2 separate regions of the Homo sapiens genome follow, and region 1 is linked to region 2. A link is an interaction called in ENCODE POLR2A ChIA-PET data of the cell type or tissue named here. Cell type or tissue: PC-3. All regions are shown on one strand.

Region 1 (5,000 bases), 110 kb after region 2:
GAAAAAGCTTTCTACACTGTCAGTACCCTGCAAGGCAATTTCACACATGGAAGCCATCATAATGTGTCCAACACCCTAGGGCAAACAAGAGGGAATTTGGGGCCCCAGACAAGGCCTCTGAGACCAGAGATGTCCAGCTCAAAGGCACCAATGCCCCAGGCCCCAGCATGGTGTGACCAGATGCCCTCAGGGCTGGCTTTGTCCAGGGAAGTTACTGCCAAGAGTAAGCAGCAGAGCCCAGATTGCCAGCAATGTGGGCTGAGTTCACGTGCCTGACCACAGGATGGGCCAGATTTGGATGCGACCAAGACCAAGCACTCAGGGCTGCATAAGGGACAGCACAGGTGGTACAGCCTTGGCGGTAAGCATTAGTGTTCCAGCTCCACCTAGACCCTGCTGTAAGACCTTGAGTGAGGCATTTCACCCACTCTACCCGAGACTCAGTTTGTTCAGCTCTCAAGTGAGGACTTCTTTCTTATTTTTATTTTTACTTTTTTGGTGAGAAAATAAAGGAGTAGGCCGGGCGCAGTGGCTCACGCTTGTAATCCCAGCACTTTGGGAGGCCAAGGCGGGCAGATCGCCTGAGGTCAGGAGTTCGAGACCAGCCTGGCCAACATGGTGAAACCCAGTCTCTGCTAAAAAAACAAAAATTAGCCAAGCATGATGGTGCGCACCTGAAATCCCAGCTACTTGGGAGGCTGAGGTAGGAGAATCGCTTGACCCCAGGAGGTGGAGGTTGCAGTGAGCTGAGATCACGTGACTATACTCCAGCCTGGGCAACAGAGCGAGACTCCATCTCAAAAAAAAAAAAAGAAAGAAACAAAGAAAGAAAGAAAGAAAATAAAGGAATATGTTAAAATTAAATAACTAAGTACATGTGAAGCATGTAGCACAGTGCTTAACAGCCAGTAAACCATCACCATCAATATAATTGCCAATAATGATAATGTCTCCTTTCCAGAAGTTTTTGTTTTTTTGTTTTTTGTTTTTTGAGACAGAGTCGCTCTGTCACCCAGGCTGGAGTGCAGTGGCACGATCTCGGCTCACTGCAACCTCTGTCTCCCAGGTTCGAGCCATTCTCCTGCCTCAGCCTCCCAAGTAGCTTGGGACTACAGGTGCCCAACACCATGCCTGGCTAATTTTTGTATTTTTAGCAGAGACAGGGTTTCATCATGTTGGCCAGGCTGGTCTCGAACTCCTGACCTCAAATGATCTGCTCACCTCGGCCTCCCAAAGTGCTGGGATTACAGGTGTGAGCCACCACACCCAGCCTACACTCTTAATTCACTGAACGCTGGCCCCATTTACAGCCTAGACTATAAGCTGCATGTGGGCAGGGCCAAACTTGCTTTGTTCCCCACCCTATACACAGAGCTAAGCACACTGCCTGGCAGAGTACCCTCTCAATCAATGCTTGGATCAATGCTTGTTGAATGGATTCATGCTTGGAATGAGGAAGGAGCTGCTAAACATAGGAGGGACAGAGACAGGGAGTGTCCTAGCAATGAATTCAGTCTGTTAGGAGGGGTAAGCAAAAACATAACATTTTATTTATTGAAAGAAAGAGAGAGAAGGGCAAGGAATTTTTTTTTTCAATTTATAAGCTGCACTATTGAGATGAAAAAGATGATGAAGGTCATAAACTAACAAACGGAGGTGAAATGAAGTGGACCTCGCCCTGCCAGTCAAATATTAGATTTTTAATACTTTACATTACAAGAAGTTATGGTTCTAGTCTCCACTAATAAAATGGCTCAAACTTGACTATCAGTGGAACTGATTCACTGCTAAGCTATGTCACCTCTGAGCTTCTGAGTCACAGCATGTCATAAAGGCTTTCATTGCTCTGTTGCAAACTCACCCCAGGGGGGATGGGTTTTTTTTTCTTTTTCTTTTTTTTTAAGTTCTTTTGTTCTTGGTACACTTTCTTCCTTTTTCAGACTGGATCCTAATGACTCCAACCACTAAACAACTCAATCTGTTCAGAGAGAGAGGAACTGTTTATGTGAGTTGGTTGTGTAGTCAGAGGTTGTGAGTTGTTTCTTCATCCATGCTGAGCTCAGTGAAGACGCATGGACCATCTGGAATCCAGTTAAATCCTGACCTGTCTCTGCCTCAGCTCCCTCATAGGGAAAATGAAGATGTCAATAATACCTACTTCCTAAAAACGAAATGAAGGCGGGGCGTGGTGCCTCACGCCTGTAATCCCAGCACTTTGGGAGGCCAAGGTGGGCGGATCACCTGAGGTCAGGAGATCGAGACCAGCCTGGCTAACATGGCAAAACCCCTTCTCTACTAAAAATACAAAAATTAGCCGGGCATTGTGGCATGCTCCTGTAATCCTAGCTACTCAGGAGGCTGAGGCAGGAGAATTGCTTGAACCTGGGAGGTGGAGGTTGCAGTGAGCCAAGATTGCACCATTGCACTCCAGCCTGGGTGACAAGAGTGAAACACTGTCTCAAAAAAAAAAAAAAGGCTCGGCACGGTGGCCAACTGGAAGACCTGGTATTGCAGAGGACCAAGGCTATTTCCCACACGTCTTTGGCTCTACTATGGTTCCCAGCACAACTCTGGCCACATGGACCTCAGAGCTGGGCTCCACTGGCCAAGAGGCCACCAGGCTCTTTCAGGCTGCTGCTGGGCTCCTGCGAGGTGGGCTTTCCATCACAGGAGAGCTGCCTTCCTGCTGATCACTGAGGACGAGGCCTGCACTGCAGCAATTCTCACTCTGAGCTAATGCAGCAAGTGTGAGCTGAAAATCCAAGTCAGAGAGTTGCTAAGAACCTACTATGCCCACACCCATTAAGATGGCTATTATGAAATAAAGAAGAAAAAAAGAAGTGTTGTCAAGGCTGTGGAGAAATTGGAACACTTGTGCAGTGCTGGTGGGAATGCAAAATGGTGCAGGATCTATGGAGAACAGTAGGCCATTTCCTCAGGAAATTAGAAATAAAATCCCAGCACTTTGGGAGGCCGAGGTGGGCAGATCACTTGAGGTCAGGAGTTCAAGATCAGCCTGGCCAACATAGTGAAACCCCTCCTCTACTAAAAATACAAAAATTAGCCAGGCATGGTGGCATGTGCCTGTAATCCCAGCTACTTGGGAGGCTGAGGCAGGAGAATCGCTTGAACCCAGGAGGAGGAGGTTGCAGTGAGCCAAGATGGCGCCATTGCACTCCAGCTTGGGTGACAGAGCAACACTCCATCTCAAAACAAAAACAAAAACAAAAACAAAAACAAAACTGTACACTTAAAATAGTTAAGATGGTAAATCTTACGTTATATGTGTTTTACCACAATTAAAAACAAAGAACCTACTTTGGCAATGCCTTCAAGCTGTTTGTGCAGCCACAGCTGACCAGCATCCTGTTTATTCTGAACAGCTAAGCCTGGGCCACCCCTTGGAAATGTCCCCCAGGACTCTGTATGTCCCTGCAGCAATGGGGGAAGAAGTGGGGCATAAAAGCCAGAAGACATGAGCACCTGTCATGCAACATTCTGTGTCAGCACTACGACAAGTTCTCTATATATTTTATCACAATTGCTCCCAACAACCTCCCTGTGAGGTATAGATTATTCTCCACACTCTGTAGATGAGGAAATGAAGGCTCGGAAATATAGTTGCCCAAAGACACCCAGCTCCTAGGGATAAAACCAGGAGTGAAAATTAATTTTTCGAATCCAAAGGTCATCCCTTTCCAAGTATTGTGTTGGTTACAGAAAGAAGGGGGTTCTTTTAAGTGAGAGGTTATGTCAACCAACAGAGTAAAGATGGAAAAGAACAGATCTAATCCCTGGAAGGAGACAGGCTGCAGAGTTCATACTCTAGGCCCCCAGAAGGCTGCCCTGTGAGTAGACACATCTGGTCTACCCACTTTGTCTTGGCCTTCCATGCCCCTTGGCCACAGTTAATTGGAGCAGGGCTGAACATCTGACCAAAACCAAGGCAATTGGTGTTTTTCTCTGAGCTATCTCATGCACGAGACGCTGCCACTGCAGTTGGATGTAGAGTCAAGACCCAGTCACCTTGCAGCAACCCAAAGCCCATGCAAGAGGCCTCACTAAGGACAGCCAATTTGCAGAGAGCCAACAATTATAGACAATATGCAGAAAAGTAATGGCTGCCATGTGCAGGGAGAAGCAGAGGCAGGAGGCTGCACAGTCCCTGGGAAATGAGGAGAGGGGAGCTGACATGATTCTGGCTCTTGTGAGGTCTGTGATCTGGACTCCAGATTTCTTTCTAGCTTTAGAAAAATCAAGGTTTCCTTGAGCACGCTGAAGTGGGTATCTGCTCCTTGTAATGAAGCAATTCTGAACCATGACTCCCTATCCTTTCAGATAGTACAACAGGCTAGGGAGAGAAGGACCTTATGCAAATGAACCATGGCTCAGCTTGGTTGAGGAAATGCTCCCCCATTTGATCTTTGGGAAGACAGCAAAATTTGTCTTCAAAGATCACTTTGTATTTCTGTTTTTGTTCGATCTCTTGGTGGCCTCCCTGCCGCCTCAGGTGGCTACTGCCCTCGTGCTGGCCTCTTGCTGAGCTACCCCAACCAGCCCTGCACTCGCCCACAGGGTGCACACTCCAGCTGGAAGCAAGGCAGTCTGATGTTCCATTTCACAGTACAGTGTGAGGAAGGATGGCCAAATTTGCCTGTCCAGTGTGGCTCCCTTATCACTTTAATTTAATCAGGTTGTTTCCTCAGTGTCTTTCCTTATTAGTGCCTTCCTTCTGATTCCAGTCCTGGGATGAGCTCCATCTGTGCTGAGAAGCATTTGACTCAACTAGTAAGCCTTCTTACTAGTCTCCCTGACTAGTACTAATCTGCTGTTCACATTGCGGCCTAGCGGCTCCCCAATGGTTGATGAGTAAAGTTCAATCCCTATTCATACCACGTTACTCCTCCCCATGGCTCTCTGGTCCTCCTGTACTGTTCCAAAGCCTGGAATGTCTTTTTTCCATTATTTCTGTCAAATTTCCACTCATCCTTTAAAACCAA
Region 2 (5,000 bases):
CTGAAAATTATTATTGAAATCAACCATTATTTAAATTTTGGTGCCTTTTTTCCTATAGTTAAAATTTTAATTTTGGGGGCTTACTAGACAGAATGAGCACATATGAGATAGACTGTTAATATCAGTGATCTGACCACCCTTCACCTTATATGTGATATGGTTTTCAACTGTAGTTTTAAAAACTCCTTTCATCAAGGATGAAAATGAAAGTCACGTTTGCATGAAGAGATTTTAAAAATCATATTCAGTGATTTGAAGAGTTTCCTTAAGATAAGAGTTACAGAAGTGGAATTCACAAAGTCATGTTTAAAATTCACTGCTGGCTGGGTGTGGTGGCTCACGCCTATAATCCCAGCACTTTGGTAGGCCAAGGCGGGTGGATCACCTGAGGTCAGGAGGTCGAGACCAGCCTGGCTAACATGGAGGAAATGCAAAAATACAAAAAATTAGCCAGGCATGGTGACGTGCGCCTGTAGTCCCAGCTACTCAGGAGGCTGAGGCAGGAGAATTGCTTGAACCTGGGAGGTTGCAGCGAGCCAAGATCGTACCACTGCACTCCAGCCTGGGTGATAGGGCCAGACTCAGTCTTGAAAAAATAAAATAAAATAAAATAAATCAAAAATAAAACAAAACTCACTGTCAAAATTGCAGGAAACAATGGGGGTGTTTGCTCCGAACACAGTGGTGGCACTGTGCTTCTGTTTCTCCAGGCTCTTCTCATCCCCATCTTCGGTAGTGTCTGCCCCCTGAAGTCAATTAACAGAGTCAATTAGCAGAGAAGTCAATAAACACTGCCTAAAAGCAAATCAACCAACCAAGAGGCAAGAATAACAAATGGAATTCTAGCTTTTTAAAGATGTTATCGTGCAAACACCCCATTTTTAAAGATGAATAAGTCCCAGGATAGCAAGTGACTTCCCTGAAGTCGCTTAGCTGGAAAGCAGCCGAGCAGGAAGTGGGAGCCAGCCCTCCTACCTCCAGTCCAGGTTTGCCAAACCCTGCTACTGAAAGAAAGGGAAAAAAAGGAAAAATGTAGAGGATAAACAGGGAGTAAAAGGATGGGATAAGGAAGAGAAAGAGCAGCAGCAGCAGAATACTGTGGGGTCAGAGTGCAGAAATACAAACATAGGCTGTTGGGAAATGGCTCCTGACCACCCTATTGTTTTAGATCACCCACTGCCATTCTCCTATTCCTTCCTTCCACCTGCCTGCTTTTTCCCCCGACTTCTTTACTGTGCTTCAGTATGTTCTTCCGTATTGCTCTCTAATTTTGTGAGCTAGACTTCTGATTTCCTCCCCCGACATCTGTATATTTATGAATATACATATGAATATTTTGTTGAACAGTTGCAGTTTCCAAGATGTGATTCAAAGAACTTGTGCCTGGGATGTGAATAGGTGTCACCTGAAACAAGGGTCCTGGAACAGATATATTTGGAAAACACTAGGTAAAGCAGGTGTGTAGACAGCAGTATTTCTTAGAACACTCCTGTGTTAATGGTCTATTCGTTCTACACGAGGTATTGAGCACCCAGGATGTGTGGCTTTCCCTCAACCTGTTAATATTTGCCATCTTATAGTACCAGGGTTACAGGGACCTCTATGGAGTTGGCAGTGCTGTATCCAACACTCATATATTTTCTCTACACCAATATGATCTGCGCTCTGGCAACCTAGTACTTACAAGGGCACCTTCAAGTTTAAAGATGGCAGCTGCACCATGTGTTTCTGAAGGAGCCATTTTTCTCCTCCAGCGTCTGCGGCGGAAGGTATCTGAACTACGTTGTTTCCAGTGAAATTTCCAGCCAATTAGAGAAGCATATTCCCAGCCCTCTTGGTCTTGCAATTCCTCCATGGCCTAAAACAGAAGTAAACATGTTAATGATGACGATGATGATGATGATATTCCTTATTTTGATAAAACAGGTTATATGATCAATCAACAGATACACAGTATTCAAAATCTACTCTGTGCCAAGTACTGAGCTAGAGTCAGGAATACAGAAAAGAAAAAAACAGACAGGACCTCTGCCTTGCAGAGCTGATGGACTGCAGGAGTGCAGAGAGATAACCAGGCAATGACAGCACAGTCGTGGACATACCCTCAGGAGGTGCACCTCATTCAGATTTGGGGGTGGGTGAAGCAAGTGGATTCTTTCTCAAATTGCTTTCTGTTTCCTCACTTCATTATTTCATAAAAATGTTGCTATTGTGATATAGTTTGTAAAACATTAGTATCTCCATTTTACATATGTAGGAAAAAAATTAAATGCCCCCTCCCAGGTTTAAATGTCTTGCCTGAGCTAATAGCTGCCATAACTGATAATTAAGTGATCAGAATATGTTATTTCTGTAATAACTAATAACAAATTCGTGTGGTACTTTTTAGCTTAAGAACTATTGATTTACCAGTGGTATCAGTTTTCAATGTTATATTCTCTTCATTCGACAAATATGAGTGCCCACTGTGTGACAGGGATCGTGTTAGGGGCTGAGGACACAGTGAAGAAGAGATAGGGTCTTTGCTTTCATGCAGCTGACATTTTCATGGCAGAAGTTTGATTTAAAATCTTAAAAATATGACTGGATTTAATAAACGTAAAACAATGTGGAATAATATTCAAGACCTGAGAAGTGAGAGCTCCATGTGGGTAATTATTGTTGGGTCTATTTTTTCACTTTAAATAAATGTAAAATGCAGGTTAAGCATAATCTTGTACCTGACCCTCTAGTAACATAAATAGTAGCAGTGAAAAATTTCACATAGCCAAGAGTAAGGCAGGTTAGGAAACATGATCAAAGCCTCAGAAATACTCGTTAGAACTGGACCATATCCTGAGCCTTCTAACTGATGGCTCAGTGTTCTTCCCGCTTCAACTTGGTGCCCTCGTGTGGAAGAAGAGCGTTCAAGCACCTTCAGAAACTTCTCACCCTGTCAGACGGGGATAATTAAACAATAGAGAGACATTCATTAAACTAAAGAGCTTCTACACAGCAAAAGAAACTATCATCAGAGTGAACAGATAACCTACAGAATGGAAGAAAATTTTTGCAATCTATCCATCTGACAAAGGTCTAATATCCAGAATCTACAAGCAATTTAAGCAAATTTACAAGGAAAAAACAACCACATTAAAAAGTGGGCAAAGGACATGAACAGATAAATCTTCAAAAGAAGACATTTATGTGGCCAAAAAACATGAAAAAAAGCTCAACATCACGGATCACTAGAGAAATGCAAATCAAAACCACAATGAGATACCATCTCACACTAGTCAGAATAGAGATTATTAAAAGGTCAAGAAACAACAGATGATGGTGAGGCTGTGGAGAAATAGGAAAGCTTTTACACTGTTGGTGGGAGTGTAAATTAGTTCCACCATTGTGGAAGACAGTGTGGCGATTCTTCAAAGACCTAGAACCAGAAATGCCATTTGACCCAGCAATCCCATTACTGGGTATATACCCAGAGGAATATAAACCATTCTATTATAAAGATACATGCATGCATATTTTCATTGCAGCACTCTTCACAATAGCAAAGACATGGAATCAGCCCAAATGTCCATCAATGATAGACTGGATGAAGAAAATGTGGTATATCTACACCATGGAATACTATGCAGCCATAAAAAGGAACGAGATCATGTCCTTTGCAGGGACATGGATGGAGCTGGAAGCCATTATCCTCAGCAACCTAACAGAGGAACAGAAAACCAAACACCGCATGTTCTCACTTACAGGTGGGAGCTGAACAATGAGAACACTTGGACACAGGGAGGGGAACAACACACACTGGGGCCGGCGGGTGGAGGGAGCGCATCAGGATAAATAGCTAATGCATGCTGGGTTTAATATGTAGGCGACGGGTTGATAGGTGCAGCAAACCACCATGGCACACATTTACCTGTGTAACAAACCTGCATGTACTGCACATGTATCTCGGAACTTAAATTAAAAAAAAAAAGACTCATTCATTCATTAGCTCATTTATTTGACTAGATTATTTACTGGGAGCATATTTCTGAGTTAGCAAGGAGGATACAAAGATGACTGTGGCTCCATCTTTGCTTCCAGAAGCTCACCATCTAATAAAAATAATGTCATAGTGCCTACCGGAGTTACCCATTCTGTGGAATAGAGAGAGTTCCTGTTTGGACTTAGCCCGGGTTCCAGCACCAGCTTTGTCACTTACTAAACACTTGGCCCAGAGCAAGTCTATTTAAACTCTGTGAGCATTATCTATAAAATGAGCATAAAATCCAAACCTTACAGAACATAGATGATGCATACTCAGTACCTAGCATTATAGAAAGCCACTTCTATACATGCCACTTATTATTGAGTGTTACTGTTCTATTTAATTTATTATTATTCCATTTAAAGCTTACAATACCCTAATTAAAAGGCATAGATATTATTCCCATTTTGCAGATGAGAAAGAAAGGGAAGTCAGGGTTTGAATCTTTACACATCTTGTTCCAAGTCCTGACCTATTACTACTACTAGATTATGCTGCCAAAATCATTTCCATTTAACACCTCTGTAGCAGTTCTCAACATTTAGCCTGCCTGGGAATCACCTGGATGGTTTGCTGAACTACAGATGGCTGGGCCTGCCCCCAGGATTTCTAAATCAGGAGGTTTGGGGTGGGACAGTTCTAACAAATTCCCAGGTGATGATGATATTGCTGGCTGGGGTGGGCTCACTTTGAGAACCCTTGAGTGGAGTGTTAGGCTCTGGATTTGCAAATAATTTCTGCAGAAATGGCTAGTTAGCTGGGACTTTGTAGTCAGGAGGGCAGAGCTCCCCAGTCCAGCTCCCTTCCCTTGCTTCTCTTACCCTTGCGGTGCTTGAAGCAGTCTGTGTTAAATCTTTCTTGCGTTTTCGGACCAGCCTTCGCCGTCTATGAGTGTGGTACATTTTCTCTGCTGCAACCCAGGATTTGGGCTTATGATCAGGAGGAATGGTGATTCCATATTCCCAGCCTGGAACAGAGT

What was found. ChIA-PET counts read pairs that join two places held together with the same protein. Peaks named below come from ENCODE experiments on the same cell type or tissue, not always from the same donor. Only the 100,000 strongest peaks of a DNase experiment are listed, where the experiment ranks them.
Region 1: POLR2A ChIA-PET joins it to region 2 with 14 read pairs; 9 of 35 experiments call an interaction of 5 or more read pairs at or near these places.

What each region holds. Positions count from the first base shown.
Region 1 is chr10:93,469,430-93,474,429 of GRCh38, forward strand. All of the region lies in intron 1 of MYOF (myoferlin), which reads right to left. Among named protein-coding and RNA genes, the nearest start is that of MYOF, 10 kb to the right of the region's middle. RefSeq lists an enhancer at 1-734. In PC-3, no CTCF peak of the experiment used is centred here; a DNase peak (open chromatin) is centred at 1,972; H3K4me3 peaks cover 387 bases; H3K27ac peaks cover 5,000 bases.
Region 2 is chr10:93,354,991-93,359,990 of GRCh38, forward strand. It overlaps MYOF (myoferlin), which reads right to left. Exons shown (of 54, transcript NM_013451.4): 29 at 4,843-4,988; 30 at 1,685-1,858; 31 at 638-746. Among named protein-coding and RNA genes, the nearest start is that of MYOF, 120 kb to the right of the region's middle. In PC-3, a CTCF peak has its summit at 2,901 (motif pointing left); no DNase peak of the experiment used is centred here.